2 separate regions of the Homo sapiens genome follow, and region 1 is linked to region 2. A link is a loop called in an ENCODE intact Hi-C map of the cell type or tissue named here. Cell type or tissue: breast epithelium. All regions are shown on one strand. Links, peaks and the distances in the headings refer to the core of each region. The heading gives the core; the rest is flanking DNA.

Region 1 (12,642 bases), core at 6,400-8,899, 54 kb after region 2:
AGGAAGTAATTTGAAATTTTAGTTTCATGAATACATATTTTTGTAACAGTACAAATCTGAATCCTGAACTACAGCTGGTAATCTTCAGTTTGTCACTAAAACTAATTTGCAGCCCTGCTGCTTGCTGTAAATATGGAAACAATAGTCCCTTTGCAACTCACAAACATGCAGGGCAAAACATACCAATGGAAAGTAAAGGTTGTGCTACGCGACTGGCAAACTGGACAGTGCTTGCACGCAGGCTGTGTTATTGGGTGAAAACCAGGTGGGAGGATTTGTTTCAAGCGGCGCTGTTACCAGGAAGACAACTTTCTGGACAAAGCAGATGGCCAACAAGAAGTGGGGCATTTTCACGTTAACAAAATCAACCGCCCAATAGATTCTGTGAACAATATAAAGTACGTATCTTGAACCATTTGTGTCAGAAGCTCCAAGTCAGCCCAATCTCCCAGGCAGGGAAGCAGACGTTGACAGCTTGTGGAGGGCTGCATGCACACCTGGGAGGGGGCAAAGGTGGGGACTGCTTTGAGTGCTTAACAGAGCGTCCTGTTTTTATTAACACTTGAAGTTAATAAAAGAGTTGACATTTCCCATACGCAAAAGCTTTCTCCTCCTCTGAACACGCAGGATGCAAAGTGGAAGAGAGCTCAAGGTTTGGATCCTGACAGCTCTGATTTTTAATTTGAGCTACATGCTGTGTGACCCACAGCAAATTCCTCTACCTCTCTGAGCCTTCCTTTCATCTTCAGAAATGTAGGGATAACAGTCTGTCTCCAATGGTTGTTCTAAGTATTAAATGTTTGAAAAGGCAACACACCTGGCCCTAAGAGGCGCTTAATAAATACTCAGTAAATCTGAAGCATAGTGTTTCAAGGGACACTCCTGCCACCTGTACTCCCAATCCTGGGCCCTTGTCTGATGTACCTAGCAAGAGCATAATGCCCTGGCTGACCACACTCAGTATGGCACTGCGGAATAGAGACGTCAACGGGACCCTGAATTATCCATTATCCAACCGACAGGGGAGAAGGACACCCATATATATGTGTGTGTATATATATGTGTATACACATATATATATGTATGTATATATATGTGTGTATATATGTGTGTATATATATGTGTGTATATATATGTGTGTATATAGATGTGTGTGTATAGATGTGTGTATATAGATGTGTGTGTATATATATGTGTATATATGTGTATATATGTGTATATATATGTGTGTACATATATGTGTATATACATGTGTGTATATATATGTGTCTTTGTGTCTGTGTGTGTATATATATATATATATATATATATCTCCAAACCACTGCTCACTGTGATTTAACTGAATGCAATTAAATTTGCGTATGTTTTAAAATAATGTCCAGAGAGTCCCTGAAACGTAGCCACTGGATCACCTGGAGACCATGCATAAGACCCCCAGTGCAAACTATCCCTGCCTGGTGTCCTTTGTGTACCCTTACAAGTCTCTCCTGGTCTATTCGTCAATGTCACAACATTGCTGGTCCCTGGCTGCTCTCCATGTCGGCTGCGCCTCACATCTCCCTGTTTCCTCACCACCACAGCAAGAAACTGAACCCTCTCAGATGTGAATGAGGCAAAAATGAGCCCAAACCCAGCAGCAGGATGGGGCAGGGGCGTCTCCTTCCACCGTGTGGGAGAAGTGGGTGGCTGGAGGCAGAAAGAAGGTGGACTCCATAGGTCTCTGCGAGGTGCTTGGAAAGGAAAACCAAACCACAATGGCCCCCAAAAGGTGCCTATGGGTAACACAGCCCTAAGCTACAGTGTACAGCTCTGGGATGAATGGGAAATGCATGGCTTAAAGACAATGCAGTCAACAAAAAGGACTGTGTCCCAATGCCATCAGACATAAGATATCTGCTTCCTTTCATCTGATGTATGTAAGATGCATGACCGGCTCTGAATTTTATATCCCCTGGGTGTTGCAAGCTTAGTAAAGCCCAGCCCAAAGGGGTACCAGCTTCCTTGATAGCAAATGTGGACTTCCTGCTAGTACCCAACAGAAGGGACAAGAGGAAGGAGGAGAGGCACACAGATGTCCGAAGTCAAATGCACTCCAGGTCCAGGTTGTGGCTTCGCTCATTGTTTTCAGCTGCAGACAAGAGGTGTTCCAAGGTCCTCAGCAGCCCTGCTTACTTATACAAGAATATCCCTTCAGAGACTGCGTTCCTTGACGGTATGGCCCATGATCTGCTGCAGTCTATGGCTTTTTCTACCTCTCCTCCTGCTCATAATGCCCTGTGCAATGTCTGCTACACTGCAGGCATTTAATAAGCGCTAGGTGGCTGGAAAGATAAATGCACGGATAAATATGTAGCTGGATGAAGTTACAAAACAAGCTGTGAGAGGCTCTGAGAACAGTGCATTGTGGGAGAAGTCTGCAATCATTCAAGAGACTCAATCAGATTGTCACATGCCATTTGTAGACACACCTCCAGAAGACTGGTAGCATTTTTTAGTTAAATCAAATGGCCTTTCAGATGCACTGTCACCACAGCCATAGGTTACTGTTCAGGATGTTCCATTGGGATATTAAAGCTTAGCCCAGAGCACCAAAGGTCCCTCTGAACCATTGATGAGCTCTAATCAAAGATTCCTCGGTGGGGGATGACCGGCCTCAACACAATCTTCTCTACCATCCTATGGCTGGGTGTGGGTATTTTGCACAGATGAACACATTAAGATCTCCTGTCTTCTAATAATGTGACCTTGCTCCGCTTCCCATCAACTGGTAGGGTCTATGCCCCCTCCCCTTGAACTGGGTGTACATTTGAGACTGTCGTGGCCATAGGGAAGTGACCCTATGTGACTTCTATGGCTATATCATAAAAGTGACATTCATTTCCACTCTGCTCTCCTGGGATGCCCATTCTTGGAACTCAGGAGCCATGCTGTGAGGAAGCCCAAGCAAGCCCTCACGGAGAGACTACATGCAGGTGTGCCAACCGACAACATAGCTCAGGCCCCAGTCAAGAGCCAGGATCAAACAGCAGATGTCAGAATGAATGTGCTTCCAGACGGGTCAGCTGCCAGCCTTCAGGTCTTCCCAGCAGAGGTGCCGAACATTGTGGAGGAAAGACAAGCCATTCCCACGTTGCCTATCTAAATTCCTGACCCTCAAAACCTGTGAGCATTAAAAATTTTTTAACACTACTAATTTATAGGTGGTTTGGAATATTTATATATTCAAATGTAAACTGGAATACTGGAACTTAAGCACTGTCCCAGTCTCACGACCCAGACCCCTTAGCTTGACCCTTGACACTAAGCTTCCATCCTGGTATCCCCTAAACTGCAAGCTGGGGGATACCTGTACCATCAGATACTTTTTAGGTTCTTACTACCTAACACCAATAAATCAAGAAAAAAAAAGCTGCAAGAGAAGATTTTGAATGTTCCCCACACGAAGAAATGATAAATGTTTGAGGTAAGGACATGCTAATTAACCTTATTTGATTGCTATACATTGTATACACATATAGAAATATCACTGTGTATCCCATAAATATGTACAATTACTATATGTCAACTAAAAATAAACGGGAAAAATAAAAAAATTTAAAATAAATCAAGAGGCTGCTGCCCACCTGGCTGGTTACTCACTATTTATATATCTGTTGTTGTGTCTCCTGCAAGACGTAAGACTTCCTAAATTTGCCACAAGTTATGGTCACCTCAATAAAGCCAATGACCCTATCCCCGACCCTAACTTTCTCTGCTCCTACCCCATAAAATCCCAGCATACCTTACATCAATGCCATCCTGGAACCCTGACAAGAAATATCTCTGCATTCTACGCTCAATCCAACTAGCTCCAAGGCTCCTGAGGGTTGCTCAGTGACAGGATAAATTACCCAAAAATAAACTACCAACGTGTTTCACCAAAAGCTCCATTTTTGGAGATCAAATGAAAGGTGAGCATTTACAAAGCTCCTTTAGTGGCCAGGCAGATTTCTCGAGCAGGATTAAAAGGTGTTTCCATCTGTCCCCCCAAGTAGGATGTAGTCAAAGCCTCAGACCATGACCAGAGCTGTGGAGTCACTAAGGATCAGAGACAGAATCCCCAGAGAGAAACATCAACAGACACTGACAGGGTAACTAAGCTCATGCAAGTGAGCGGACATGCCTTACTCATCTGGAGGAGCAACTGGAGATGAGATCAAAGTAAGTGTAACTGCAGTACGGTACACAAGCAGAACTTCGACCCAAGCCATGGATCTAACAATGGCCATGTGGGTCAGGTCAGCAAAGAGGAAGAAATGTTGTGTCTGGCTCAGGCACTGACGTGGGCTCCACAGCACATGATACAGTTCTGTGTCCTTGGCACTGGCCTGAGGATACAGGAATCCTTGTGGGACCCGGAGTCATGATCCCACCATAGTCAACAATGATTGAGGGCTCTGGAAGACCATAACCACCAACAATACCCCAACTAATCCAGTTATCCAAGGCGAGGAGCCATTCTGACAACCAGAGGGCCCTCATCCTTACCTCCACTTCCAAGATTTGCAATTTTACCTCCTGAATGTCTTTGCAAGACATTTACAGACACTCATGGTTCTCCAGTGGCACTGCCCTGCTGTGGGACACCAGCTCTCATAGCAGCCTCCAAAGGAAAATCTCTGCACCCCTCCGGCCTCCCTTTCCTCCACTCTCACATTGCCTCCAGAGGAATTTTTTTTTTCATAATGAAAATCTGATTGTGTCCCCAACTCCCTCTCCCTGTTTAAAACCCTCCATTGCTCAAATGAGAACATGTAAAACCCTTAAAATGGTGTATAAGCCCTGCACAGTTTGGTATCTACCTGCACTTCCTGCCCCTTCACCTTCCATCTCCTCCTCACTCTCTGCCCTGCAGCCACTCTATGGAATCATCCATGGCCCCAAACCTCACCTCAGTGCCTGGCCCTTGTGCCCTGGAAAGTCCTTTCATTCCCCATCCCTCTTCCTCTAACTCCTACCCACCCCTAGATGGAAGAAGAAGTAGATTCTAAGCCAGACTTCCTAAGCCCAAAACCCAGCTCTGTCGCCGACCTGTGGTTACGCCCTTGGGCAGAGAGCTAAATCTCTTTATGCCTCAGTTCCTCATGGGGATGATAATCATTCCTCCTTCATGGGATCATTATAAGGATGAAAAGTCAGTCCATGCAAATCAGGTAAAAATAATTGTAACAAGGCCTGGTACATAAAAGGAATTCAGTGACTGTTCACTCCTCATTCTTATCTCAGCTCAAATATCACTTCATCAAAGAGAAGCCTCCTCTGTGGCTCCCCACACTAAGATTCCTCATATATGCTATTTCCTTCCAAGTACTTACATCATAATTATACATCCTTTATAGGACTACTTGATTAATGTGTATCACAAGAGCAGGATACATGTCTGGTTTTGCTCACACTATATGCCAAGACTTACCACAGCTCCTGACATACTGGATGGCTGGGTAGATGAATGAGTGGGTGGGTGGATGGATAGATGGGTGGATGGGTAGGTCGATGGATGGATGCATGGATGGATGAATGGACGGATAGCTGGATGAACAATGGGTGGGTGGATGGAGGGATGGATGGATGATAAATGGATGACTGGATGAATAGATGACTAAATGGATGATAATGGATAGATGACTGAATGAATGGACAGACAGATGGATCAATGGATAGATGATGAATGGCTAGATGGGTGGATGGATGGATGGATGATACATGGATGACTGGATGAATAGATGATTGGATGGATAACAGAGGGGTAATTGAATGAATGGATAGATATAGTGATGGATGGATAATGGATGGATCGATGGATGGATGATAGATGGATGACTGGATGACCAGATGACTGGATGGATGATAATGGAGGGGTGACTGAATGAATGGCTGAATAGATGGATGAATGGATAGATGATGTATGTAATGTATGTATGGATGGATGGATGACTGGATGGATGGATGGATGGATGGATGATTGAATGGACAGATGGATAGACAGATGAATGGATAGATAATGGATGGATGGGCAGATGGATGAGTGGATAGATGATTAGATGAATGGATGATTCAATTGATGGATGGATGGATGGATGGATGGATGGATGGATGCACGGATGGATGGATAGATGGATGATTAAATGGATAAATGGATGGGTGAATGATTGGGTTGACAAATGGATGGAGGGATGAATGAATGGATGGGTGGACTGGATCGATAGATGGATGGATGGATGGATGGATGGATGGATGGATGGATGGAGACAGCCCTGCTGACACACAGTGTGGTGACTAGCCATTCTTACTATTCAACTTTAGGCCCAGCAGCTTCACCTTCAGGAGCTACCCAGAGTCCTAGACTGCCTTGTATGTCCTCTATGACGATCTTGAATTATCACCAGTTCTCTTTCCTACATCATTATTATTCTTACAAAAAGATAGCAACATGGCTACAGGGGGCTGGATATCCTGGTGGCAATAAAGTAAGAAACTTCAAAGACAACATACTGAACACAGCCACTGCCACCAGGGAAGGTGGATGGAGACAGAGGTAACCTGAGCTGGGGCAAATGACAGCCCCCAGTCCTCTTCCAAAGATTTCACTAGGGTGAAGACTGCTTTACCTCTTTAGGAACCATGAAGAGAAAACCCCTGAGAGAAACTGGAGACTGAACCAGACACCTTCTCCAGTCTCCTCCACGATCTGGGAGGCAACAAGTATTCATGAGATCTGCTAGGGGCATGGAGCAGTGAAGTGGACAGACAAGGCCCCTGTCCTTGGGAAGTTGGCCAGGATATGTAAAAGGCAGACAGGAAATAAATAATTAAAATAAATGATTAACTAATTGCATGTGTGCAAAGCAAATACTGAAGCCAGGAGGACTCCCCATCATATGCTAGAAATTCCCTGGCATGCAAAATGTGACAAAGTTCCTAGAACAGTTATCCCACATGGTTCGTGGAAGCAAAAGTAGGGCACACTGAGCAGGCATGTCTGTTTCTAATAAGTTTCTCCACTTGCAAGGTCAAGGATGCTGTGAGGCACATTCAGTGTGCATCTGCTGTCTCACGCTGGGTGCTTTCTCAAGCAGTTACCAATCATCCTGACAAACCCAGGAGGGGCTATTATCTCTACTTTACAGATGTAGCAACTGAGGTTCAGAAGGGTTAAATCAGAGTCCAAAGGCCACATGACCAAGGCAAGAACAAAACCTAAGACTGTCTCCAAAGCCCGTGCTCTTTCTGCTATACCAGGCTGCATAGGGAGTGAGAAGTGAGTTTTGTTTTGTCTTCACACAAAATTGAAGGACCAATTTGAAGTAAAATATTAATCTAAAATCTTCATTGTCAAAATCATCTTAAAATAAAATTCATTACTTGTTTAAAGATGGATGGCAAACTCACATAATAGTTAAAACTGAACTATTACCTTATGTGCACAATCCCATTTAATCCTCACATCAACCCACTGAAGGGGAGGTTAGGACTATCATACCTAATTTACAGGTGTGGAAACTGAGGCTGTGAGAATTAAAGTGCTCACCCTAAGAGCCAAAAGTTGAACCCAAGCCTGCCCACTCTGATGCCTAAGATCTGCATCACCTGGCTATATTAAAACAGAGCTGATTTACTGCTCCGTGACAAGGCAAGCTGGATGGCAGCCAGGCTCAGGAGCTAGAATTGGCCACTATGGAAAAAGAATGCAGCTGAAGGAGCTGGAAGTCCAGTCTGGCAAGTGTAACCTGACACTCAAGGCCACAGCAGTAGATGGTAGGTGGTGTCCCAACAGACACGTGGATAGTGGGATGGAGAACCCAGAACAATGGGCCAGAGGGCAGCATCCGGAAATCCTGCCCAGCAGCCACACCGCTGTTGGAGACAGAATCCCAGTCCCTAAAAGAGGTACTGACAAGAGCAGGGGAGCGCCTGGGGTCTAGAGACACAGGGAGGCCACTAAGGAGGGAAGGACTTAGAGCCAGGGAACAATGTAGGGATCCAGAGAGCAGAACCAGGAAACCAGATAGAATTGTTCTTGGCAGTAAATCCAAAGTTGTCAGAACTAGGGCATGAATACTGGGCTTGACGACTTAACGCTCCCAGAGAATTGGGCAGCAGCTCCTGAGATTCCCCAGGGACTCCTTGGAAGCGAACATTACTCATTCATTCCTTCAGCAAGTACTGAACACCTGTTACGTGCCTGGCCAATGCAAAGCCCTAGAGATAGAGTGCTGAGCAAGAAAGACACAGTCACTGACCCCCGTGAATGCAAAGGCAATGTTTCTCAAACTGGAGTCTGAGGATCCCCAGAGGTACCTGTAAAACTGAAGATTCCCAGGCCCCGGAAGAGGCTGGGAGCAGGAATCTGTGTGGGCCTTGAGCAAGTCTTCTAACTGCTCAGTGCCTCCGTTTCTCCATTTGTAAATGGGACTAGGAACACGAATGACCCACAAGTTGCTGTATTAAGTGAGTGCACTCAGCACAGGGTAGGGGCTTGACACAAGCCAGGATCATCATGATCTTCATCATTTTAATTTTCTACATCATCATGGAGGAATAGGGGTTCATTTTAACAAGACCCCTCGTCATTTGTGTGCACTAAATTTTGAGAATCACTAGATAATTTTCAGCTCTGCAGGCAGTTCCTGCTTCCATCACATGGGGCCTAGCCAACAACTTAGAATTGAGACAAACAAGTATCTGTACCTTGGGTTGCCCAGGAGAAAACAAGGCCACCCAGACCCCAATTCTGAACCCCTATGTCTTGTCCTCTCTACTGTGAACCCAGACACAGTGGCAGGAAACAAGGAGGCTGTCGCCACCAAGCTTCACACTATGTAGTCATGAAGACAGGAAGTGCCTTGTTCACAGCCCGTGTCTGTCCACACAGGGATGATGACAACAGAATCAGCCCAAGAGGGTACCAAAGACATTGTTGGGACCTGCCTTGGCTACCTGCTGTCCAACCCTGGCCCTCCCCTGGCATAGAGAGGCCAAAGGCCCTCCTCTGTACCCAAACCCTGATCATCTGGGAAGGGATTCAAATCTATCATTGATATTCCCTGTGGCTGGCTCATTTCCCAACAGTGTCCCCTCTCCCATGCCTTGACACTGTAAAGCCACCAGCCTTTAGTGGTCGAGCAAATAATATTTAGGCAGAAATGGGCAGGTAGAGAATGAAACTGGGAACATAAGAATTTGAGCCATCTCTCGGGCCCTGAAACTACACAATATCCACACAGATCCAGGAGGGGAACACTTGCTCAGAGGGCCCTTCTTCCAGTTCCCCTCATGACTCCCCTCTCTGTGGACATGCCTGGATTCCGTGCTGAATCCTGGAAAGCACCTATAGTCATCGGCACTCTAAATGCCAGAACATCAAGGAAGCAAAGAGACAAAAACTAGGCACTGGGTTTTGCCCCGCAGATTTGATGTCAATCCCTGCCATGACTGTGAACAGTCACCATGTAGTATCCAATGACCAGGTAGAGCAAAAACAACCTATTCTCACAAATGCCTCTGACAAACCTTGTCATCAGTGTCATTTGACTCCAACAGGAAATACTCTAGAAAGGAGGGTATGCTCGTCTACAGAGCAAGGACACTGTTCTCTGCTGACAACTCTTTAAAAGTTGAGGGTATTTTGCTCAGGAGTATCCATCCCCATTAATCCCTTCAACGTGGCTTCTGAAACAAGATGTTGCTGCTGGGAAAACATGCTCCTGGCATTTCTTCCTGGGATTCAGGGTGCATTTTCCTCTTGGACCAATGTATAAATGAGTGTAGGCAGCAGCTGATAATGCCACTTATTATTACTTTCATTCAGCAGCATTAGTGAGTGAAGATTTCAGTAGGCTGGCCTGGGAATCCTGCTACCACTTGTAATGTTGTTTCTGGTTTAAAAATATACCCTGAGAGCCGTCCGCTTCAGAAATTGAGCATGTGTGGTTGCTGAAAGGCTTTCTTTAGAGTCACAAGTGGGGTAACTTATCTTAAATAAGGGAATAGACTAAAATAACCAGAAAGAACCCATATCATTTCATTATAAGGAAGTGGCTACAGAGAGAAAATAATGAGCTCATCCTGGAGAGACCCTAAGTGCAGTAAACACATTTCCGCCAAGACCCCAGGAAAATGTCAGCTCCTCCCCAGCAGTTAGGGGCTTCCTTCTCAGTGCCCCCACTTCTTGACCAAAACAAGAAGTACAAAAATCCCAGTGCTACTAAGAACAACCAATGACAGAATAAGAGTGCTAAGAAACTAATCACTGTCATGTGCTAGCTGTTTGCTGTCTGCACATGTTAGATATTTTACTTGCAGTAATTTATTTAATCCTCCCAACAGTCCTCTGAGGTGGTGACTCATTCCCATTTGATACCTAAGAAAACCGAGGCTCAGAAAAATTAAAGGGTTTGCCTGAAGTCATGTAGCAAACACACGCTGGGGCCTGGATTCAAAATCATCCCTGATTCACAAGCTTCTTTTCCAAGGCATGAGCAGGTTTGGGCAGCAAAATAGTATCAGATGGGGAAGTCCTTCCATCAGTGACTATTTGGGAGAGTGGCGATCATGACTCTCCAAACTGCTTCTTGAGCTCTGGGTTCTGCCTTGTCTGCAGGAGCCCAGTCATCCTTTGCAAAGCCAAGCTGCTGGTGACCACTTTCTTCTAAGCAGGTTTATATCTAGCACGTGATCCACCATATTCCACTGATTCTAAAATATGCACAGTTTCCCATTTTATCATCTCTGTAATCAGGATTGAAATCAAGCATGCCTAACAATGGCCCAGCTAGACCACCCTTCAGCTTCTCCAGGACTGAAGCTGAGCAGTGACCACAGGGAAGACAGAAGATACAGCTGCTCTGTCCCCTCCCCGGTGACCATCCCCATCCTTCTCCTGGTGCCATGCAGTCCCCACAGTTCCTTTGCCCTGTCCACCTCTCCCCAAACTCACTGAACCTGCTGGGCTGCAAATTCAGGGACTGTATTCCAGGCACAGCGACGAAGAGGTCCTAGCCACTACCCAGTTCTGGTGTCTGTTAGCTGTTACAAAATTCTCAGGAGACCCTTCTTTGAGGAAGAAGTGGTTATGGACCCCTCAGGAGCTGAGAGAATGTCTAAAAGGGCTCTATAAACAAATTAAAATAAAAATTCCCAGTGATAAGGAAGCATTGAGTCATATAATAGAGGTGTTTCTTTTAAAAGTACAATGATTCTTAATATTGGCTGCAAAATAGAATCACCCAAAGAGGTTTTTAAATACTGATTTAAAAAAAAGAAGAAAATGAATAAAATGAATAAATAAGTGAATGAAAAAACCAATGTCCACCCCCCAGATTACTGATGTTATTGATCTGGAGCAGGGCTGGGCACCAAGACATGTGAAAGCTCACTAGGTGATTCTATTATTCAGAGGTACATAAAATAACAGAGCATCTTATAATCTGTAGTGTCTTAGAGTCAATGAAAGCAAACACACTGCTGAGTCCTGAGAATTTACCCAGGAACTCACCCTGATCTCCCAAACACTTCCCAGCTCCTCTGGATGAGACACCTTATCGAGCCAACAACGGCAAAGTCATCAACAACGGAATGGGCACACAAGCTGCATGTATATTGTATCTGTAATTGTCAGAACATAACTAAGCCTAGTTTTCTTAGGCCTATTTTACAGATTAGAAAACTGAGGATCCAAAAAGTCAAAGTTGCCCAAGGTTACAGAGGAAGAAACTGACAGACATCCGAAAACCAGGCCCTTTTCAAAACACCACACTGACTCTCCAAGATACTGTGCTCCTTCTTTGTACAGGGCTAGGAGCTGGAATTCAAGGATGGATTAACCACAGTCCATGCACTCTTCAATTTTATAATCCATGCCAGGAGACAGACTACGGCCCTACTCATGAGCATACCTGGTGCCCTAAGCTTCCAACATACAAAGGGTTGAGTTCACAGGAGGGAAAATTATTCTTGGCTGGAGGATTCAGTCCCCATAGAAGAGAAGACTCGGGAGTTGGCCCTTAGAGGGCAAGGAGGATTTCCACAAGCAGAGCAGAAGGAGAAGACATAGAGGGGCCATGGGGCCATAACCCTTTTCTGCTGCAGGGTGAAGCCTCTGAACTGCCACACTCGGCAGGGCGCTTTCTACAGTCCCTGTGGACTATGTACCCACCACAGGCACCTCCCTGGGCTACCCATTTGCTTCCAAGTGCACTTAGATGTGTGGTCTATAGGCCCAGGAATTCCTGGAGAGAGGAAAAGCCGCCCCAAGAAGCCATCTCAAGGCATCTCCTCTCGGAGCTTTTCCTCCTGGCACAAAGGCTGCATTCACCTATGTATGGCTCCTACACAGGGAGCTGTGCCCAGAAGGGTTGTATTAAGTAAACCCTAGCTTGGCATCAAGTCCAGCTTTGGGCTTGCAGCGCTGAGGAGCTGAGATGAACATTCAATTTACAGTTTGCATTCTGTCTGTGGCTGAATCTGAGGTGCAAGCTGGGATGTTTCTAAGTAAGAACACTAATTCCGGCTTCTAAACTCCAGGTTCCCCAAATGCAAACTCTCCAAGTGTCAGCCTCACCCAAGAGCCACCACAGCCCAGGTGAGACTGACCCCATGCCCCAG
Region 2 (12,642 bases), core at 5,195-7,694:
AAACATGTTAAGATATAAAATAAAAGCAATAAAGATGGGGGGTGGAAATAAACTAAATGAAAAGAGAAAGAAATAAACCTAATCGTCTTTCAAAGGAATAACATAACCACATCAAAAGGGGAGAGGGGAAGAACAAATACAAATAACTTTTGGATATAATATTATGAATATACAACAGATAAATCTTGAACTCTTCTTAGTGGGTTTGCTTTTCACTGTGGTAAGAATGGAGCAATTCTAAGATTATTTTATGAGTAGTTCAGGATTGAGAAAATGAGTAAATATATGATATTGTGGAGAAATAGGATTCTCTCTGTGGAAGAAGACATACAAATATGGGATGCAGAGAGGCAAGGAAGAATCCAGTGAGGTTAAAATGGATCATAGGTATTGGTAAGAATTCATGATTTTAAAAATTATACATATTTCCTAGCTCTGTCAGCTGAAAAGGCTTAGAAGAAATGAAACCCAAATAGCAATGAGCTATGTAGATCCCACATGTTGGTTTCTAAATAACAATCCCACTAAAATAAACAAGGGCTCCTAGAGAAATGGCTGCTTCCAGGGCTTGGGCAGGTAAGGTATACTTTGGGCTAGAAAATCTTATTGTACCTAAAAATAGGAAGTGATCAAAAGAATAGCCAGGCATTGCAAAAGGGCATATAAGGCAGCTTGAAGGGGCTCCCACTGGCCAAATCTTGGATGTTTTCAATAGTAAAATAAATAATGGCAGTAATAGATTATAAACTGTCACATAAAGTAAGAATCCTTGAATTTGTACTCACGATAGAGGTGATGGATGGATGGATGGATGGATGGATGGATGGATGGATGGATGGATGGACAGACGGATGGATGGATGAACAGACAGATGAGATGGATAAGAAGGAAGAGCATCATATCAGCTAGTTCAGTGCATAAGCTAAATCTAACCTTGAAGAAACATTAGATAAACTCAGTAAAATAACTAGCTTGTATTCTTCAAAAATGTCAGCGTCATTAAAAACAATGGCAGACTGAAGAACTGTTCCAGATTAAAGGAGACTACACAGACATGGCAACTAAAGGCATCATGGAATTCTAGACTGTATTCTATATTGGAAGAAATAAATATCTAAAAGACATTATTGCGGTAATAGCAAAAAAACTGAATGTGGGCTAAAATAAAAGTATTGCATCAACGCAAAATTTCTTGAATTTCTTAACTACATTGTGTTTACTTAAAAGAATATCCTTTTATAAAATATCCACACTAGATATTAAGGGGTAAGGAGGCATAATGTATAGTCTACACTCAGATGGTACAGAAAAAGAACAATTTGTATATAGTTTATATAATGTGTATATATTATAAATATGTGTGTCTATATACATATACATATACAGACACACACAGAAAGAGAGAAAAAAGTTAAAAAAACTGGTTAATCAGAAAATGGGTCCTTCATAGTTTTCTGTAAGTTTGAAATTATTTCAAAATAAAAAGTTAAATATATTTTAAACATAAATATCCTGCAGATAAGAATCAAAGTTCTATATAAGGGATAACTCTAAGAAAAGAATAGCTGAACTTTTTGTAGAACTCAAAAAGAAAAAGTTCTCAGTTTGAAAGAGCACTCTAAGTACCAAGCAGGACACACAGACAAATAATATTAATGATAAACTGTAGAATTCCATGGGTAAAGAGTTCTTAAAAAAAAGCATAGACAGAAAAATCATATTGTCAAAAAGGAATGGCAGACTGAAAACAGCAATAACAGAGGCTTGAAAAAATGAGCTACTATTCATCAAAATGCTGAGACAAAATAACTGTCAACCAATTTTATACCCAGCTAAAGCAGCATTTAAAGGACCACATAAATGGACATTTTCAGGTGTTCTAACACCAAGAAAATTTATCTACCACAGACTCTAAAAAAATTAAGAGAAACTTAGCAAATCAAAAATTTAATTCAGAGGAAGACACGGGTAAAAAAATAGATTTTTAAAATTTTAGTAAATGTAATTACTGGCTGTGAAAATAATAATCAATGGTGTTTAATAATGTTGGGTGTATAAAATAATAGTAAGATGTGGAAGAGACATGTTCAATGACAACTGAAAGCCAAGCAGAAGGAAGCATCTTGCCAAATTCAGTAAGAGGACATCATATTTGTTAGAAAAAGATCATACTTTAGTATGTGTGCTGAAGTTTAAAAATACAATCTACAGCTAGCTTCTGAGTCAGCCCAAGGAGAAGGAATGTATAAAATGTATCAATCCAGTGAAAAGCATTAAAAGGTCAGAAAATAGGAATGAGAGAGGGAACAGAGAACAAGAATGGGTAAAAATAAAATGCTACCTAAAATAGGAGAAATAATCCAAATATCTCAATAATTACATTATTCTGTGAACATATTAAACTCATATTAAAAGACAGAGATAATCACACTGGATAAAATAATAAAGATGTGTGTAAGATTTCCTGAGGAGAAACTCTGAGACAGAAAGAGGGATCTCAACTCAGCAAAGAGGGGAAGAAAAACTGCCCAATCAATAGAGAAATGCCAGAAGGATCCCAGGGGAATCAAGAAATGGTGCACAGTGGTCTACATGCAGCAACAAAAGGTGTCAGGGAATTCACTGCAGTGTGCAAGACACAGAAGGAAAGATAGAAACTTGTCATTAAAGATACAGGGGCAGCTGCCCCTGAGCTAGGGGTAAGCTGTCTGAGAGGGCAGGAAGTGGAGGGCTGGGGTTGGGGTGAGGCCACAGAGCCTGAGACAGACAAGGACAGACCGTAGGGCACTTCTACCATGCAAATAAGTTTTCAGAAAACACAGCCACTCCTGGCAGGGCACAGGAACCATGTCCAAGTTCTCCACCAAGAACATTTCAAACCCCAGGTACAGAACACCACCACATTCCCTTCAGGCCTGGAGGAAGGGAGGAAAAGTTTAGACAGATCGCTGAAGGATGCTATCCCCAATTGAGGGATACATTATCCATTCTGGTTCCTCACTTAACACAGCCATCCTCAGAAACCAGGGTGGCTCCTTGATTATTATGGGCAGCTGGAGTAGAAGTGATCTACACCTGCCCCCACAACAGTGTGAAATGGAGACTCCAAGTGTCACTTTGGCATATTCCCCAGAGTCCTTTCTCTCAACTATGCAATACTCACAAGTTGCTGAGTGCCTACTATGGGATTCACACAGGTTGTCTCATTCCATCCTCATCACGACCCTGTAGGACACTGTTTACATCCCCATTTTAAGGATGAGAAAACCAAAACCCAAGGCCATGCCACTGGGAAGTGCCAGCATGAGGGTCAAACTCCAGCATCTTGACCAAGCTTGATGCTGGATTCGAGCATCAAGACACTGAAACTAGCCCTGGTCTCAGGCCCTCTTCATGGTGTTGGCTCTGATGGATGTTCTGCTTTTGTTTTCCAGAGCCTAGTCTTTGCTGAACAAAGGAGGAAAGAAAATGTGGATGCCACATCTGATTCCTGTGTCATGTGATGCTTTACCAAGCAGAGCTCATTTCACTATGTTATCATCATCCATACACCTGCTTGAAGACCCTACCAGACTGTGGCCTCTTGAGGGATAAGCCTGAGATGTATTCACCTGTGTGTCTGCAACACAGAGCGCAGTGCCTAGAGGACACCGCATGCTTAACCCAGTGTTCATCCAATGACTGCATGAGCAAACAATCAGGTGGGGGAACTCACTCCAGCAATCACAACATACCCCACGCCAAATTCTTAATAATGTTCCTAGTATGTTCCTAGTGGTGCATTCCGTATTCACCTCACTCACAGATCATGAAGTCTCCATGTGTCAAACATGCTTGCAAAGCTTTGTATTGGCCTCATACGTGAAAACACTTGTTTTCTGCAATCCAGTTGATCTCACACCTAGATGACTAACTCGTATTTATATCACATCTGGCGCTCTGAGTGAGATCCCACCTCTCAAAGACACCCAAGGAGAGAACACAGCGTGAGTGCTATGAATTTTCCTTCCATTGCAAACAAAATAGTAACACCTTGTGTGGCTTGAGACATCAGAACACAGAAGGAAGTTAGTGAGACCAGAGTCATTCTCCCTCCTGGAGAAAGCACCCTTCCTCCCTTCCCCACTTGCTAAAAGTCCCCTACTTTTTGATGGAGCTCCAGGGATATCTCTTCTGCACATTCTTCCAGAGCAGTGCATCTCTCTTCTGGTTGTTTGTACACCCTTCTTTTACTCTCCTTATTATCCTCTCCCATGTTCATTCAGTACATACTTAGTGAGTGTTCACCAGATGCTTAGCACCTGGGGTATACGGATGGGCAGAACCAGACATGGATCTGCCTTCAAAGAGCTTACAGTCTGATTCAGAACTTCCTGCAATGATGAAAATGTTCAATATCTGCATTGTCTAATACAGTAGGTGGAATCCACATATGGCTATTGAAATTTTAATTTTTTAATTTTAACTAATTGAAATATAACTCTAACCACCTGTGGCTGATGGCTACCGTACTGGACAGTGAAGGGAATCACACTGTAGGAAAATCATCATGGATACCTTCCACATCTTGACAAGGATTTTCTCAAATGTCTGGCTCCCTCCTCACCACCAGATGGATTCTTAAAGGCAAGGGCTGTTTTAGTTATTCATATACCTTCAGAACCAGCGGAGGCCCAGCACAAAGAACGACACAAGTCATTCTTTGTTGAATAAATGAATGAGTGAATAAATGAATAAACACTAGACTTACAATGGAGGACCTACAGAAGTTCTTACCTCTTGATCAAAAGACATAGGGGAAAAAAGCAAGAGGCTGGAAGATAGGATAAAAAAATTGTGGTGTTGGGGGTCTCCTTCTAGCCCCCTAAAAGACACAGGTGCAAAGCACTTTCCTTCCAGTCCATTCTCCCCAGTGTTCCAATCACTCTTATCATCTTGGGGAGCAGATACAATTAACAGAGAGAACAGACCAACCCAGGGGGAGTTCAGCTTGAGCACTTCCGGTCATCAATCATGTCAGGAGGTGAGGTGGAGGGGAGAGTTAAATAAAAGAGAAGACTCATCAGTTCTACAGTTGAGTGGAACCAAAAGCCCCTAGTCCCATGTACAGAATCCTTGCTCTCAGGACCTGAATGCAATAGCAGGGCTCAAATTCACAGGTGCATTCAAGAAAAAAAAAAATCTTAGCCACAGTTAACTGTCATCTGGCATGTTAAAATTATGCCAGATAAAATCCATACACTTCGAATTTTAAGAAAGTTTAGGTTCTCAGATTATCTAATCACTACATCCAACACCTCTAAGTAATCTTATGATGTTCACTGTCAGATGTCTAAATTTTTTTTTTCTTTTGAGACAGAGTTTCATTCTTCTTGCCCAGGCTGGAGTGCAGTGGCATGATCTTGGCTCACTGCAACCTCCGCATCCTGGGTTCAAGTGATTCTCCTGCCTCAGCTTCCCAAGTAGCTAGAATTACAGGCACCCACCACCACACCCAGCTAATTTTTGTATTTCTAGTAGAGACAGGGTTTCACCATGTTGCCCAGACTGGTCTCGAATTCCTGAGCTCAGGCAATCCACCACCTTGGCCTCCCAAAGTGCTGGGATTAGAGGTGTGAGCCACTATGCCCCGCCTAAATGTTTAAAGCATTCAGCAGTGTAAAGCATGAATTCAAAATACAAAACTAACCTGATTAAAAGGAACTTTTTCTACAAATCAAATCATGTCTCCTGCATTAAAACCCTCCAAGGCCATGCTAACTCCAAAAGCTCTATTATGCCAGGATCCTGGTATGTGGCAAAATATTCTGTAGGGTATCAAAGTATAAAGTGATTTCCTTTAAAATTCATTTTTATCACCTTTTCTTGCAACTCCCCTGCTCAAAAGTTCACATGCCTCCATCGTCTGGCCTCATCCTGTTTTCTGGCCTTAACTCCCACTCTTGCCCCATAAACACCTTAACTTCCAGGACTGTCTGAGGTTCTCCGAAACTGAGTTTTCCACCCTCTGAGCCATTACTTCCTCTGTTCCCTTGGCCAGGAATGTCATTTCCGTCCACCTTCACACATCTAATCCTCCGGGGCCACTTGAAATGCTTCTCTTCCAGACAGCTGTCTCTTCCTCCCCAAGCGCCGGGAACAGCCCATCCCCAGGGCTCCGGTGTCCTGGGCCTTCCTGAGTTCGCATGCTCAGCTTTGCAGCAGGTCACTGGGGACCAGCTGATCCCTTAATCAGCTTAATAAGCTTTGAGTTCTTTGGAAGACACGGCTGGTCATCTCTACAGCCTTCGTCCCCACCACATAGTGAGGGGAAAGCAAATGCCTCTTTAAGTGAACTGTAGGGGAGAAAATGATCTCAAAACGCTAAAAATTTTTTAAAGTTTTCCAAATACAATGTAGCTCTCTTCTGGCCTCCCAGATAGCCCTGTCCCTCAAGAAGCAGAAAAGGAGAATTTAGGAATCTAGGTCTCAAGCCAGGACAACTAGATCTGAATCCTGGAACAGCCACCTACTGACTAATAGACTGTAGGCAAGCTATTTCACCTGCATATACCTCAGTTTCCATATCCGTGAAATGGGAAGGGTAATGACCCTCCCTGCTAGGATTAACTGAGGAACTGCCAGTGCTAGCAAGAGGGTTTGGCTTAGCAAGGGCTCAGTAAATGCTGGCTATTTTGACATGGTATGGAGATTGTCAATGTATTTGTCATTTCCCCATTTGTTTGTTTTCTTCCCTAAACTCTGTCTTGCCTTACTCATCATACCCCCAGAACGAGGCATGCTGAGACCTGCTTCTAGGTATACAATACTAGCTCACAGCAGTCATTTAATAAATATTTCATGAAGAAATCATAAATGGCATTTATTAATGATGCTTGAAATAGATGTTACATATTTTCTACAAATCTTCTTAATTAAAATATAGTTCTCACTGTCTAGAACACTCTCCCCTCTCCTCTTTGCCTGATCAAGCTCCATGCATCCTTCAGGTGGAAGCTGCGTCTATAATCTCCTTGCTTCGGTGGTATCCACGTTCATGTAGGGCACTGCCGTACCTGCTCACAGTTCACTGGAATATTTGGCTCTTTCCTCAGTTCTTCCCACAGGAATATGAGTTGGGCTGTATCCTCAGCACTCAATGCCATGCCTGGCACACACGAGGGCTCAACAGATCTTGTGACCAGTTGTTTCTCATTCACTGCCACCAAGTATTAGGTTGGTGAAAAAGTAATTGAGGTTTTTGCCATTAAAAAAAAAAAAAAAAAAAAATAGCAAAAACCGCAATTACTTTTGCACCAACCTAATAATATGAGGAGTTACTGGTGGAAGCCAGGCCAGAGATGGAGATGTCTTGCTAAACCTCCAGGAACTCAGGACAGACCCTCTTTCTGCAAGGGTGGTGAAGTGGGAGGGAATCGGGAAAGGAGATGAAGATGGGAGAAGCTTCCAGAGGTCCACAGTGGAACAGAAGAAGAAAGAACAAACTCGGAGGCAGAACCTCCTACTCAGTGGCACTGTCACCAAGATGGCAGGTGAAAAACTCAAGACTCTAACTTCCATGGAAAAGTCACAAAAGTAACAGAGTCCACTGTCCTGCAACCCATTCTTTGTGATGTGGCAACAGGCACCCAGGGGCTGTCCCTCTTGATTTCGCCTTGCTGGCTTATGCAACAGAATAAAACCTAATATCCTAGGATCAATGAAAAAACGACAGGGCAGGCTGAGGGTGGGGTAGAAAAGCACATTCTTGAGCAAAGCAGGAAGCTCCACCTGAAGCGGAGTCTGACAAAGGAGAAGAGAAATGAAGACTCATGAGGCGCCAGGACCCACTGCTTCATCCTTTCTGGCAGGCTTGCTATTCCCGGACTACAGAGGTGAAAAGTGAGGCTCAAAAGCTGGTAAGACCTGCCTGGAGATGCTAAGAGGCAATGTTTGTATTTGAACACACGGAGCCTCTTTCTACCTGCCTGCTCTTATCAGTTTCTTCGCCTCTATGCTACCTGCAAAATGAGAGCAATTTTAAAGGTGAAATCTTACAATACTTCCTGTAACTGGGACGTCTATTAAGAAGTCCACCAATTTCATGTCCTATGTTACCATCAAGGCAGGTCATAAATTACATGATTTGGGCATTCGCTCTCTCATAGCAAAGAACTGCGCAAAATACAGAGGCTGCAGCCCAAATGAGATGCACCCTGCTGAAAAGAACTCACAATGCCCTTCATGGGGGAGGGAGCCTGGCGCTTTATTAAGAGTCTACTGTGGCTTCGTGAATATAAAGGGAAGAGGAACACAGCAAGCAGGGCCATCGTGGCAGATGGCGACAACAATCACCAGATGAGCCAATGGGAAGGGAATCCTGTCGTTGCTGTGAAGAGCCCTGACAAAATACGGGCTTTCCAGGACATGTTACCATGAGCAGAGGCTGTGAAGCCAACACCCAGGACAACTCAAGGAGAGAAGGAAAGACTGGGCCAGGGGATGGGCAGCTTTGACAGATGTCAGAAGGGTTTGCAGTGGGTGGACCTGGCCTCAGGACCCCCATCTTAAAGCAGAACCGGCTCCTTAAGTCCTCTCTTTCATCTATTCATTCACTCACTCATTCATTTCTTAAGCACCTGCTAAGTGCCCAGCATTGTTAGGTGTTGGTGATACAGCTGTGAACAAAAATGGAGACCATCCCTCCCCTGTGGAGCTTCTGATCGAGTGAAAGAGGCAGAGATTACCCGAATAATCAGTGTGACCACTACAAACCGAGGTCAGTGCTGTCAACCAAGAAACACCATTCCATGTGTGCAAATAAAAACGGAAACTGAGCTATGCTGGCAGTCAGCAAAGGTTTCCATGGGGGAATTGCTGCTTGAGCCAGACCTGCAGGATGAGCAGAGGTTACTACTCACGTGAGGGCTCACAGCGGGAGGCATTCAGACAGAGGGAGTCACACATGCAGAACACAGACAGATGGGGTGGGCTTCCATCTATCTGGTTCTTAAGACAAGCCTGACTACCCGAGGAATTCCCTGGAGCTCAGCCTCCCGTGCAGGCTGCTCTAGAATTGGCTGGACTGCTGTATTCTTTGTGATGTGTCAACAGGCACCCAGAGGCTGTCCCTCAGCTCTATGCCCTTGTACATGCTGTCATCACCTCCTGACATCCCTGCCTTTTTCCTCAGTCATTTCGGCTCATTTTATCAGATTCCACTTATGCATCACCTCCTCCAAGAAGCCCTCAGTAATTCCTTCCCCTAAGCTGGCTTCGGTGCCCTTACCTATGGCCCCACAATATCTTCTGCATGTCTCCATCACAGCATGAGGTATTGCAGTTATTTGTCTAAACAGTTCCTGGTATATGGCAGTCATTTTATGAGTACTGGTTAGCATACATAGGAAAGGATTCATATATGTGTACTGTATGTAAAGTGATTTTAAAAACAAGTGGGGAAATATAAAGACCCAGTTGGAAAAAGGGGGAAAAAATTGAAATAACGGCTAATATTTATCAAATGTCTACCACAAGCCAGCGAATATGTTAAGGGCTTCCTATAAACGAATTCATTTATTCTTTACCCCCAACCCGTGAGGTATGAATATCTGCATCTTATAAATTAAGAATCTGGCCCACAGAGGCTGGGTCATTTGTTCCAGGCAACATGGCTGAATGCCCCTGACTCGCCACCACTGTTTCCACAGCAGGATGGCACCCGGGCAATGCCCAGGGAGAGACACAAGTGGAAGGAACATGAGAAGATGCTCACCCACATTTAGAAACTAAAATTAAAACAACAGGGCCTGGAAAAGCATTACAAAGACTGGCCCTAGCCAGGTTTGGCAGGAGCAGGTCCCTTTGTAGGCAGCCCAGATGGCCATCACAGAGGAACAGTTAAGTCCCTGCACACCGTAAATCCCAAGCAGCCAAAAACAGGGAGGCCGTTCCACACGTCCTGACTCAGAAAGAGTTCCAAGACAGGCTTTAAGTCAAAAAAGAAATTGCAGGACAAGGTGTTCTCACCACCTTCAATCTTTACTCGGATGTCAACTTGGTGAGGCCTTGGCTAACAGATAAATAATGGATAAATGAATAGACAGACAGATGACAGACAGATATATACATATCTATACCTACATACATGGAGAGAGAAAGAAATGGGATAATTCCTGTTCATCACTCAACAAACAAATATTTAAGTAAATATGTAATATAATCACATATATAATATATGGTATGTAATAAAGTACATAGATTTAATATATATAAATACATATACATATATATAAACTTAGAGAATAGTCCCAAAAGATCCATAAGGAAACATTAACAGAAGTCACCTCTAAATAGGATTTGGGAAGGGAGAATATGGAGACTTTAATTTCTAAAATGCTTATATTTTCCCCAGCATTTCGGGAGGCCAAAGCAGGAAATTCACTTGAGGTCAGGAGTTTGAGACCAGCCTGGCCAACATGGCAAAACCCTGTCTCTACTAAAAATACAAAAATTAGCCAGGCACGGGGGTGGGCACCTGTAATCTCAGCTACTCAGGAGGCTGAGGCAGGACAACCACTTGAACCCATGAAGCAGAGGCTGCAGTGAGCCGAGATCACCCCACTGCACTCCAACCTGGGCGACAGAGTCAGACACCATCTCAAATAATAATAATAATTTAAAAATAAAATTAAAATTAAATGCTTATATTTTCCATACTGTTTGAATTTTTTACAACTCACCTATTTGTAACTTTAGAAAACAAAAAGAGAAGAGAGGAGAAGAGAGGAGAGGAAAAAGTAAAGAAAAAAAGAAGAACATTTTAGGGACCTAGATATACCACACTGACAAATTTGTCTCCTCTTTCTTGAAACCACTCTAAAATGGCAGTAAAAGATTTTTTTTTAAGTATTAACACAAGCAAAAGTAAAGGAGAAGAGTCAATAGTGGGTGCCACATTTCTGCACACTGGAAGGTAATGGGAAGACGACAGGCCAAGGTGACCGGCCTGGCCGAGCAGAGGAAGCATCCAGCAAAGTGCCAAGAAGGGGAAGCAGATACGACGATATATTGACCCCCAAGGCCCCACAGCCCAGGACTCAGAGGCCCCACGGACCATGGAAAGTGGCTCTGCCCTCACTGTAAGACTCAGGACAATGGTCCTCAGAACCAAGTCGGAAGTGGCCCTTTAGATGTCCCCCCTCCACCTCACTGCCGTCTTGTGGGGACAAGGAGCCGCGTCAAGCAGATGGTGGGAGATGGTGGCACAGATCTGGGGCAGCAGGGAACAGACAGGTGTAAGCGTGGAGCCATGAAAGCCAATCAGAGGTCAGTACCTGGATCTCCCTCAGCCGGGGGATGCCAGAATTGGGAGCTAGGACATCGAGAGAGGCCAAGCAGGAGGGTCGGTGGGCAAGACAGCTAACTCTTATCCTCTGGCTGGCTTTGTGGCCTCAGGCAGGTGCCCCCACTGAAAGCAGAGCCTGTGTTCTCCCTCCCTGCATGGTCGCTGCAAAAGCTCCCTGAGCACCTGTCGGAACTTGGACAAGGAGCCTCCAAAAATGAGCTGAGTATTTCTGCACACATGGGCTGTGGTGACACATGGCTCAGCCATGAGGAGAGTGAGTGCACACCATGAGGGTCTTGACTGCAGAGCGGCCACGACCCTGCCCAGCCAGACACATGCTCTGAGGAGCTGACTCGGTCCTGTGAGGCCACCTAATCTCACCCGTCTCCATGCAGGAATCCCTCTGCCTAAGTCTGCCTAAGTCCACCCAAACAACCCAAGACATGGGGCACAACAACCTCATCAAGTAGCTCATGCCACTGGTGGGCAGATTTATTAAACTGGTGTATTCAGAAATATGCTTTAAGTCCTCTCATTTCCTGTCTTCTTTTCCCTCAACAAAAGCACATGACAAACCCTCACATGAAACAAATAAAACAGGAGTGATATGGTTTGCCTGTGTCCCCACCCAAATCTCATCTTGAATTGTAGTTTTTATAATCCCCACGTGTGGTGGGAGGGACCCAGTGGGAGTTGACTGGATCACGGGGGGCGGTTACCCTCATGCTGTTCTTGTGATACTGAAGTGAGTTCTCATGAGATCTGATGGTTTTATAAGGGGCTTTCCCCCGGTTGCTCAGCACTTCTCCTTGCTGCCACCACATGAAGGATGTGTTTGCTTCCCCTTCCGCCATGATTGTAAGTTTCCTGAGGCCTCCACAGCCCTGGGGAACCGTGAGTCAATTAAACCTCTTTCCTTTATAAACTACCCAGTCTCGGGTGTGTCTTCATTAGCAACTTGAGAATGGACTAATACAAGCAGCTACTGTGGCTGACATGGAGAAGGGAGCGCTGGAGTCCACCCATCTGGCTTCTCACCAGGAGGCCCTCAGAGAACCCCGGGGCTCCGTGGACGGCAACGTCTTAATGACACGAGGTGCGCAAACCTATTTCCAGGCTCATTTTGCCCCAGGGTCTCGATTTTCTTTCTGGGACAGGATGAAAGAAAGAGAAGCCATGTTGCAACATAAAAAGTGTGAATCGAGGCCTCGAGGCTGGCGCTCCCAGGAACACCACACCACAGTCGGGTTGCACACGAGGAAGATAAAAGGGGCTCTATACACAGCATAGTCAGGTTGCGCACGAGGAAGATAAAA

What was found. Peaks named below come from ENCODE experiments on the same cell type or tissue, not always from the same donor. Only the 100,000 strongest peaks of a DNase experiment are listed, where the experiment ranks them.
Region 1: it touches region 2 in a loop (16-fold over the local background); 3 of 110 quality-filtered maps call a loop at or near these places.

Annotation. Positions count from the first base shown.
Region 1 is chr16:80,710,906-80,723,547 of GRCh38, forward strand. All of the region lies in intron 1 of CDYL2 (chromodomain Y like 2), which reads right to left. Among named protein-coding and RNA genes, the nearest start is that of CDYL2, 87 kb to the right of the region's middle. In breast epithelium, for the core only: no CTCF peak of the experiment used is centred there; a DNase peak (open chromatin) is centred at 7,726; H3K27ac peaks cover 717 bases.
Region 2 is chr16:80,658,258-80,670,899 of GRCh38, forward strand. All of the region lies in intron 2 of CDYL2 (chromodomain Y like 2), which reads right to left. Among named protein-coding and RNA genes, the nearest start is that of LINC01227, 92 kb to the left of the region's middle. RefSeq lists an enhancer at 8,158-9,118. In breast epithelium, for the core only: no CTCF peak of the experiment used is centred there; no DNase peak of the experiment used is centred there.